Linked DNA regions of Homo sapiens: regions 2 and 3 are each linked to region 1. The links are chromatin contacts, found by Hi-C or POLR2A ChIA-PET in ENCODE. All regions are on one chromosome and are shown on one strand. Each heading gives the region's core, a stretch centred on a gene start or an enhancer-like site at or near the end of the contact. The rest is flanking DNA. Distances are from core to core; before and after follow the strand shown.

Region 1 (3,145 bases), core at 264-2,763:
ATGGTAGTCATTTGATTTACCACTAGATCAATAACAAGGCACATATGGTATGACAGCCAATAAATGTTTGAATAGTTTGATAACTGTATTTCATAATTAGTTTTCTGCATATGCCTATGTCTATTTTACCATATTTTGAGAAGGCTTTAGGAGGCACAAAAAAAGGTTAAGAACCCCTTTCTGTTTACTATCTCATGAGGAAGGCTAGAAGCTTCAACAGATAAAATCAGTACAAAGTGGTGAGTGGCAGCTAGAAACATGCTCAGGAGCTGTGGAGCACAGGCTTGAGCAGAGATTCAGGGAAGGCTGATGGAGAAGATTCCTGAGCTGCATCTGGAATGAAGAAGAAACAGAAGCAGGAAAAGGTCATTCCCAGGAGAGAACAGAACAGATCTTAGGGCAGGAAATGGCCTATGTGGAAGGCGGGTACTGACAGTCAGAGCTTGCTTACTGTGCTAAGTCTTGGGGGCTCAAGAATGAATGAGGGACCTCCTAGGTGGTCAGTGTGCTCACTGTTCAGAACAATGTTTATGGGGACAGGGTGGAGAGGGGTATAGTTTGAAAAAGGAAATTTTTTTTTTGGACACGGAGTCTCACTCTGTCTCCCAGGCTGGAGTGCAATGGCATGATCTCGGCTCACTGCAATGTCTGCCTCCCAGGTTCAAGCGATTCTCCTGCCTCAGCCTCTCGAGTAGCTGGGATTACAGGTGTCCACCACCATGCCCGGCTAATTTTTGTATTTTTAGTAGAGATGGGGTTTCACCATGTTGGCCAGGCTGGTCTCAAACTCCCAACCTTAGGTGATCCGCTCGCCTTGGCCTCCCAAAGTGCTGGGATTACAGGCATGAGCCACTGTGCCTGGCCGCCTTTCTAGAATTTTATATGAGTGGAATCATACACCATGTGCTCTTCTCTTTGGTCTGGCTTCTTTCACATGGCATAATGCATTTGAGATTTGTTCATGCTGTTGCAAATCAACAGTTCATTCCCAATTTTTTTGCCAAGCAGTATTTATTATAGAATTATATACTCTGAAAAGGGGAAAAAAACCAACCTTTGTTTTCATAAAACAAAATTTTAAAAAGGAGTGAGATTTTTAATGCTTATCAAATGGGAATATGAGTTAAAAATTGTTGAGAAATGCTGCTCCAGCATGTGGTCAGAGAGCATTCCAGCCCAAGATTTTCTTATGTCAATGCTAAATTTGAGCACATTTGGAAGTATTTTAGACCTGAAAGAAGGCAGGACATCAAAACAACCACTAGAGCCGAGTGGGCCTTTGTAACCACAGACTCTCTGACGAAAAGATTTGTAAAGACTCTGCCTAATGAAGAGTTCAAAAAGCATTTTGTGTGTCATCTGTTTTCCTTACAGTCTCCTTACTTGGTAGATAAGGGGCAAGAATTATTTTCCATGTTGCATAAATAGGAAATGAGGTATAGCGAGTTTGAGATACTTATTACCCAAGATCCCAGGGAGTCAGAGGCAGACTGAGGACTGCAAAAGATCCCTCCTGGTCCACAATCTTAGCCTTGCCAGTAGGCTGGGCTGAAAGCTTTAAAAAAAAATACAGTAATTTCACTTTCACTTTTGTTCTTGTTTGGGTTGTGATACAATCTTTAATTTGAAAGAATGAAGGGTTTTCTTTTCCTTCTTTGTTTTTAAAACTTTCCCCTCTCTTCTTGGTAAACACCAACATGTGTGTTGACTCTATCCAGTTGAACTCAACAACCTAATGCCTGTTTTGTGCCAGGCTCTTTTCCAGGCACTAAGGAGGCACTGATCTGGACAAATCCTGGAGGTTACTGTGAAGCAGGAAGGACAAAATGACCAAATGAGAATTAAATTACTTTTTTAGGGTCGTGGAAGATTTGAAAATCTGGGGAAACATATGTGTCCTCTTTCCCCCAAAAAATGCACATAGTGTGTACACACACACACACACACACACACACACACGTGTGTGTGTGCGCTTGGGCTCACATGATTTTGCAATGATTTTAGCGTGTTTAGAGACCCCCCAGAACTTGTGTGTAGGATTGGCCTTTGGATGAGTATTTTTGGCATAGAATGAAATAGTAATGCCTTGAAGGCAGCACAAAGCCATAGTCACTGAATAGAGAGAAAGATTCAGAGGATCCTGTGAGATGGGTGGGGCTGTTAGTGTTTTGATAGACACGTGTACTGAGTTGGGAGGGTACTAATTTCTGGAAGGCAATATTCCAGGCAGAGGGCACATCTGAGAAAGGTAGGAGGGGAGGGAAGCAGAAAAATGCAAAGCAATCTGAGAAACCCAGTTTGGCTGGAGGATAGATTATATGAAGAGCAATCTTCAGAAACACCCATAGAAAGGTAGGCAGGGGTCATATTGTGAGTGATACTGAGTAAGCAAGGTGAGTAGTCTTCTTTTTATTCTCCCCAGTAAAATATTCTGCAGTTCCTTTTATTTTTAATTAGATGGCAAAACCCCATCTCTATCAAAAAACACAAAAATTAGCCGGGCTTGGTGGTGCATGCCTGTAGTCCCAGCTACTTGGGAGGCTGAGGCAAGAGGATCACTTGAGAGTGAGCTGTGATCATGCCACTGCACTCCAGCATGGCTGACACAGCAAGATGCTGTCTCAAAAATATGTATATATTATATACAGTTTTCTGTTGTTGTTTGTTTGGTTTTTTTGGAGATGGAGTTTCATTCTTGTTGCCCAGGCTGGAGTGCAGTGGTGTGACCTCTGCTCACTGCAACCTCCGCCTCCTGGGTTCAAGTGATTCTCCTGCCTCAGCCTCCCGAGTAGCTAGGACTACAGGTGTGCACCACCACACCCAGCTAATTTTTATAGTTTTAGTAGAGATGGGGTTTTACCATGTTAGTCAGGCTGGTCTTGAACTGCTGACCTCAGGTGATCCACCAACCTTGGCCTCCCAAAGTGCTAGGATTACAGGCGACTGGCCTTTTTTTTTTTTTTTTTTTTTTGAGATGGAGTCTTGCTCTGTCACCTAGGCTGGAGTGCAGTGGCACAATCTCGGCTCACTGCAACCTCCGCCTCCCGGGTTCAAGCGATTCTTCTGCCTCAGCCTCATGAGTAGCTGGGACTGCAGTTGCGTGCCACCACACCCAGCTAATTTTTGAATTTTTAGTAGAGACGGG
Region 2 (3,442 bases), core at 594-3,093, 560 kb after region 1:
AAATCAACACAGCTCTATTTCCTATAGTTTGCTTGCCTGGGTTTGGAGCAATGGGCTTCAAAAATTTAGTTTATATCTTCCATAAAAAAAAAAACAACTTTGAAAAACTAGGTAGTCCATTATACATATTATTTAGGTTGAAATCTATAATTTTGTTTTGTATTAATGTAAAAAGTAGAATAGTAGTAATTTCTGATTCATTACAAATGTTAAACATTTTAAAGTAAATGGGTTAGATTATCTTAAATGTATCCAGTGGAATCAAAATAGTTAGCTCCATCCAGCAATTCCACTTCTGGGCGTATATCCTAAGGACTTGAAATCAGTATGTTGAAAAGACACCTGTACTCTCCCGTTGATTGCATTATTTAAAATAGCCCAAATATGGAATCAATCTAAGTGTCCATCAAAGGATGGATGGATAAAAATGGATTGGTATAAATACAAAATGGAATACTATTCAGCCTTAAAAAAGAAGAACTCTTATCATTTACAATGCAGATGAACCTGGAGGACATCACACTACGTGAAATAAGCGAGGCATAGAAAAACAAAAGACACATGTTTTTACTTATATGTGGAATCTAAAACAATTGAATTCATGGAAGCAGAGGGTAGAATGGTGGTTACCAGAGGCTGGGGGATGGGAGAAATAGGGAGATGTTTGTCAAAGGGTACAAAATTTCAGTCAGACAGGAGGAATAAATGATAAATACTTAAGGTGATGAATATTTTAGTTAGCTTTATTCAATCATTCCACACTGTATACATATATCATAACTTCACTGTGTACCTAACAATTATATAGGATTATAATTTGTCATAGAAAAATACCTTCAAATATCTTAGTCCAAATGGTTCTTGAAATGTGGTCCATGGACCTCTGGGATTCTTGAGACCCCCTCAGGTGATCTTCCAGGTCAATGTTATTTTTATAGTAGTAATAAGCTAGGTAGCTATTTGCCTTTTTTTCATGGGATTGGTATTTGTAATGATGATGCAAAAGCAATGGCGAATAAAACTGCTGGTGTCTTCACATGAATCAAGACAGTGGCACTCAACTGTGCCAGTTATTAATCAATATATACTTCACTACTGAGCAATGGTTATTTTTTTTTTAAAGCCAGCTGCACTGGCTTTAAAAAATCTTCAGTTGAACAGAATGTTAAAGTAAAGAACAGAATGTTAATTAAACAGTTAAAGAACAGTTAAAGAACAGAACGTTAATTAAAGAGTTGAACAGAACGTTAATTAAAGAACAGAACGTTCTTTAATTTTATTAAATCTTGGCCCTTAAGTGTATATCTTTCTGATATTCTTTGTGGCAACTTGGGAAATACACAGTTATTTTAAGGAAAAGTGTTTGCGCAATTGTTTCAGTTAAAGCTGAACTACCTAGTTTTTTTTTTTTTTCCTTCTTCATGGAGCCCCATCTTTACCTGAAGAAACTATTGACAGACAAACTACTATTATTTAGACTTGGATTTTTGGTAAACAGTTTTTCAAAAATGAACCAAGTGAATCTGTTAAGAAAAACAAATGACAGTATTTGTTATTGGCGGTACAATTCAAGCTTTCACTTAAAACTTAAATTTTGGAAAATTTGTATTTGTCACTGGAAACATGGCAGTTTCCCAATACTTCAAGACTTTTCTGATGAAAGTAGTGGTGATAACAAATGTGAATTTTTGATATTGTGTAATCAAATGTGTCAACATTTGAAAGATCTACTTAACTGAGTGAACTCATATTTTCCAAAGGTCAATACATGATGTTACAAAATTATGCATAGGCTTTTCAAAGCATTCATTTAAAGCACAAGACAGGCTGGGCACAGCGACTCATGCCTGTAATCCTAGCACTTTGGGAGGCCAAGGCGGGCAGATCCCTGAGCTCAGGAGTTCGAAATTAGCCTGGGCAGTATGGTGAGACCTCGTCTCTACAAAAAATACAAAAATTGGCTGGGTGTGGTAGTGTGTGCCTGTAATCCCAGCTACCTGGGGGGCCGAGGCAGGAGGATCACTTGAGCCTGGGGGGTCGAGGCTGCAGTGAGCTGAGAGTGCACCACAGCACTCCAACCTGGGTGACAAAGTGAGACCCTGTCTCAAAACAAAAAAACAAACAACACAAAGCACAAGATAGATTAATGGATTTTAATGTTACAGAGTGTAAAAACTTCATTGATATAGCTTCAGATTCCACATTGCAAATAACCTTTAAGATATTATTTTTTATTTTATTTTTTATATATTTAGAGGGTACAAGTGCACATTTCTTACATGCATACATTGTGTAGTGGTGAAGTCCGGACCTTTAGTGTATCCACCGCCCAGATAGTGAACATTGTACTCAACAAGTAATTTTTCAACCCTCAGCCACCCTCAACCCACCCACCTTTTGTAGTGTCCAATGTCTAATATTCTACTTTTTTACCACTTGTTGAGTTTTTTGTTGTGTCAGAGAAGAATATCTGCAATGATATGAAAAGGCTATTAAAATGCTCCTCCCTTTTCCAGCTATTTATTAACATTTTTGAGGAGCTAGATTTTCTTTATATACTTCAACCAAATGGCTTATCACAATGGGTTAAATGCAGAAGCAGATATAAGAATGCAGCAGTCTTCTAAGCCAGATGCATTAAAGACATTCACAAAAAATTTAAAATATTGTCACTCTTCTTTCTAACTTGTTTTGGTTTTAAAAATGTCATTATTTTTCATAGAAAAAATTTATATTAATATGAATGAGTTTATTGTTATTTTTAAATGAATTAATAAATATTTAAAAAGTTTTCCTTGAATTTTAAAAATGGTAAATATTTTAGAAGGCTGATGTTAGAGACATTCTTTGGTTTGAATGATCACTACATTATTATTGATGCATCATTGATCAAATTGATCAACAGGAGTTAAATAGAATAAGATCTAGTGTTTGGCAGCACAACAAGGCAACTATAGTTAACAATAGCTTATTGTGTATTTCACAATAGCTAGAAGCAAAATCTTGAAATGTTCCCAACAAAAAGAAATGGTAAATGTTTGAGGTGATGGATATCCCAATTACCCAGATTTAATAATTACATGTTGTATGTATGTATCAGAATATCACAGGTACCCGACACATATGTACAACTATTATGTATTCATAAAAATTTAACAAAATGAGAGTATTGTGAAAAAAACAGAATAAATACATCTCACATTTTGATAATTATTAATCACAAAGAGCAAATTTTTATTGAAATTATCTCTTCAGAAGATGGATGTGCCTGTTTTTTCCTTCAATTAGTTCATGTGTCTATGGATAAATGTCACATTTGCTGAATGAGACAAAATTCAAGAAAAATTAACATTAAAGAAAGAGAAGTTTTTGGTGTAGTGCTTAAAAAAGCTGTATTAATCAGTGCTTTTAGTATTTGGATCCACAACATCTTCCTGTTGAG
Region 3 (3,617 bases), core at 820-3,319, 670 kb before region 1:
GGGGCTGAAAAGATGTGGGACTCCCACCCGGGGAGCCTCATGGGATTGGCACAGTGAGGAGAAGCTGATGTTCTCTTCCCACTGCCACCTCTAGAAGCTTCCCGGGACCCTTTCTGCAGAGAAGGGATCATGCCTGCCCTCTGCACCCAGTTCAGGACCATGTGTGTCATCTCTGGTTCCCAGTCAGATTGCCCTAAGTGGGGTCTGGGTGCCCCCACGCCTTGCCTTTCAGTTGCTGATCTGGATTGGGGGTGGGGCATTTGAGCATCAGAAGTCAGGCTTTCAGGGTCTCCGGGAAGGTAAGGGCCCCGCCCACTCCTCCCCTCCCACCCCAGCATGAGCGCCCAGCCCCGGCACACGCCAGACCTCAATGGGCAGCCGGCCGTGTACAGCAGACAATGCCTGGACAGAACCCAGTTTCTAATCAGAGAGCTTAGGACTGAGCTGGGGCTGGGCTGGGCTGGGAAGGAGAGCAGATGGTACCAGTGATGGGCTGTAGGGGGAGTTTTCCTTGTTTTTAGATCCTCTTCTACCCATCCTCCCCCGCAGCACCCCCAGAAATCACTTCTCTCACCTGAAAGACTGGGTGGTGGGCTGCACTACAGTAGACCATTTATGGGAAGGGCAAGGCTTGTCCAGGGCCTAGTCCAGCCCCAGGGCTCACTACCTCCTGCCAGGTTCAGCTGTCTTTCTGACTTTCTGGAAGTCCTTTCTTGAATCCAACTGAAGTGCCTTCTGAATTTCCATGAGAATAACATAGCGAGCCTGGAGTCCAGCTCTTCAGACAGGGAAGGCCAGGAATGAGACAGGTGTGGTCTGATTGTGTGTGTGTGTGTGTGTGTGTGTGTGTGTGTGTAGAGGAGAGAGGTCCCAGGGCTATTAGACTAGGTGAGAAGTGCCAGGCCTAAGGCTCTTGGCCCTGCAATCTGTTTGGGATGAAGAGATCGAAGCTGGCTGGCTGTGAAACGCTTCAGTGAAGGCCTGGGCTCCTGGAGAGCCGGAGGAGGAAACTTTCAGGACCTGGGGCTCAGGGTAAGGGAAGAAAGTTCAGGGGTGAGCAGACCCCAAAAGCCCCACCTTGTGGCCTCCCCAGCTAGATGGAATCTGGCCCATCTGTCCCTGAACCCAGGCTAGTCGGCTTTGCACCAAGGGATTCCCAGGCTGGCCTCTCCAGCCTGCCCTGTGATCCCTTTATCCATTAATCCCCTTGTACTGTAAAGATTCTCAGCTTCCTGGGCTGGACTAGAACTGGCAGTCACCTGGGGGAGGAGGTGTGTAGCAAGGCTAGAGAGAGGTGGGGCGGAGCTGTGACCTGCCCCAGGCTGCAGAGATATAGGCCTGACAAATGGGGCGAGAAAGGGGTAGCTGTTAAGAAATGCAAGTTGGCAAAGTTGAAATTGGGGAAGGAAGCTAAGTCACATGGCAAATTTGTTTAAGACCCTTTCAAGTCCCCAGCTCTGAGCCCCCACCATGAGGGGAGACCTCAGTGTTGCCTAGCCCCCTCCCCTCTTATCTCTGCCTGGCTTCCCTAAGCTTCCTTCCTTTAGTCTGCTTGGCGGTGCTTGGCCAGCCCAGCATCCATCTGTTGATACTACAGGGTTAAGTAGGGGATAGGTAGGGGTTTGGGGGGGATCCAAGGGACCCAAGGGACAATGTTAGATTGCACCCCAGCCCTCTCCCATTTGGGTTCTCTAGCTGCAGTTATTTCCCTAGTTCTAGGCTACTCTGAAATCTTGGTCAATGACTGTCTGAATTTTGAACCAAGAGCAGTGGTGGCTTGGGAGAGAAAGACTGAAGAAGACAGAAGAAACTGTGGGGGAATGGGTATTTGGGGTGCCTTCCGAGTCCCAAAGCCAGTCAATGCCAATCAATGCCACCTGTGTCCAGTTTACAGATCTCAGAAACTGAGGCCCATACAGGGCCTCATGTGGGCTGTGTGGAGACCTGAGAATCTTGGTGGTGGCCTCCTGCTGCAGAAATAGGGTTTATGTCATCATAAGGAAGTGGAGTGTAGTAACCACAGGCCCCGGAAACCTCCCCCTCCACCACCCAGCCTGCCTGCCTGATTGGATCTCAGCTTTTGAAAACCTCCAAGTGGAGGTGAGGCGGGGCCCAGGCCTGGGCCAGGGAGGTGGCAGAGGTGATATGTGCCTGGCATGCTTATTTTTGCAACCCTGGGGGCAAAGGGCAGGGCAGGAACTGATGCAATTCATCCACTGGCTTCGTCATGGGGCACCTTCCCTGTTTGTCTTTTGTGGGCCTCAGTTTTACCCACTGGAAAATGGGAACTGCTGTGTTCTGGTTTGTTCATTTGTGAAGAGCAGTGGCTTGGAGGAAGACGGACATAAAATCTTTGGAGGGAACAAAATGCAGAGTAGATTCCTGAGGAATTGAATATAAATAAAATGTTTTTTTAAAAAAAATGGGTCCTAGGCCAGGCGCAGTGGCTCATGACTGTGATCCCAGCACTTTGGGAGGCTGAGGCAGGTGGATCACAAGGTCAGGAGTTCAAGACCAGCCTGACCAATATGGTGAAGCTCCATCTCTACTAAAAATACAAAAATTAGACGGACATGGTGGCGCATGCCTGTAGTCCCAGCTACTCAGGAGGCTGAGACAGGAGAATCACTTGAACCTGGGAGGCGGAGGTTGCAGTGAGCTGAGATCGCACCACTGCACTCCAGCCTGGGTGACTAAGCAAGAATCTTTCTCAAAAATAAAATAAAATAAAATGGGCCCTAATGTAAGTGTACCTAAGAGATGTCTCTGTAGTTTAAGCTTTAGTGAACTATTTAGTAAATTGAATTCACCTCCAGTCCTTTGATTAATATATTAATTTAGAGCAGAATGCATGGTGTGGTGGAGAGGAGTATGAACCAGGAGGTGGCTAAGCACTATAATGTATTGAACACTTACTCTGTGCCTACAGCATCCCATTCAGCTGGCTAGGTGATTGATGTTATTCCCATCATATAGATGCACAAACACAGGTGGCAAATGGAGGAGGCTGGATTTGAACCCAGGGTATTCTCAGTTGTGAACACATGCTCTTCATGCAACTCTAAGCTGCCTCCTAATTGAGGTGCTAATTAGCTGTGTTCTTGAAGTCTCTATGCCTCAGTTTCTTCAAATGCTTTACTACACACAGTGGCCGTGAACATGAATGTGGGAAAGTGAAAATGGAAAGGCACATGGTGCTGTGCAGATGTGTGGCAGGGCTGAGGCTGTCCAGATTCTCCTGTATGGGATTGCTTAGCAGCATGGGGCTGCCTGGCACCACCATGGTCCTAGCTCCTAAATCCGTGCTGTCATCGTTTGTGTTTGGGGAGCTTCTCCAGCCACATTCTCCCTTTCTTAGATCACTGCAGCCATCCCTGGCATGTGTCTTCCTGCCTGAATTCCACCTTGGCACTCTCTCAGGAAGGATATTCTGGGGGCAGCCAAGTCTTTTGCTGGCCCCCCACCTCACACACACCAAAGGGCGGAACCCCATGTGTGCTAGGTCTCCTAGCCTTTCATTTTACCCTCTAGAAAGTATTGAGAACATTGAGGAGGAAAGCAATGTCTTCTGTGCCCCTCCCTCTTAGAACAGCCAGAGGGGCACTGAGAGGGCCCTG

Evidence for each region. Hi-C counts contacts between places; a loop is a spot of excess contacts on that map. ChIA-PET counts read pairs that join two places held with the same protein, here RNA polymerase II (POLR2A). Pooled maps may share reads with other maps.
Region 2: a loop to region 1 is called in a map of transverse colon, with 6 times the contacts of the local background. The contact joins two enhancer-like sites. A Hi-C loop is called at or near these places in 1 of 168 maps with a recorded cell type or tissue (transverse colon) and 2 of 50 pooled maps. POLR2A ChIA-PET finds 5 or more read pairs at or near these places in 2 of 52 experiments (PC-3 and PC-9).
Region 3: a loop to region 1 is called in a pooled map, with 5 times the contacts of the local background. The contact joins two enhancer-like sites. A Hi-C loop is called at or near these places in 6 of 50 pooled maps.

The regions. Positions count from the first base shown.
Region 1 is chr1:200,350,604-200,353,748 of GRCh38, reverse strand. All of the region lies in intron 4 of LINC00862 (long intergenic non-protein coding RNA 862), which reads left to right. Among named protein-coding and RNA genes, the nearest start is that of LINC00862, 22 kb to the left of the region's middle. RefSeq lists enhancers at 174-674, 675-1,175. Within about 2 kb of position 1,513, at least 6 of the 41 ENCODE cell types and tissues checked have a DNase peak (open chromatin) inside an H3K27ac peak, as active enhancers do.
Region 2 is chr1:199,792,617-199,796,058 of GRCh38, reverse strand. No RefSeq gene overlaps it. Among named protein-coding and RNA genes, the nearest start is that of NR5A2, 230 kb to the left of the region's middle. Within about 2 kb of position 1,843, at least 2 of the 41 ENCODE cell types and tissues checked have a DNase peak (open chromatin) inside an H3K27ac peak, as active enhancers do.
Region 3 is chr1:201,018,048-201,021,664 of GRCh38, reverse strand. All of the region lies in intron 1 of KIF21B (kinesin family member 21B), which reads left to right. Among named protein-coding and RNA genes, the nearest start is that of KIF21B, 3.9 kb to the left of the region's middle. RefSeq lists enhancers at 65-194, 1,725-1,824, 1,930-2,224 and a silencer at 425-574. Within about 2 kb of position 2,069, at least 16 of the 41 ENCODE cell types and tissues checked have a DNase peak (open chromatin) inside an H3K27ac peak, as active enhancers do.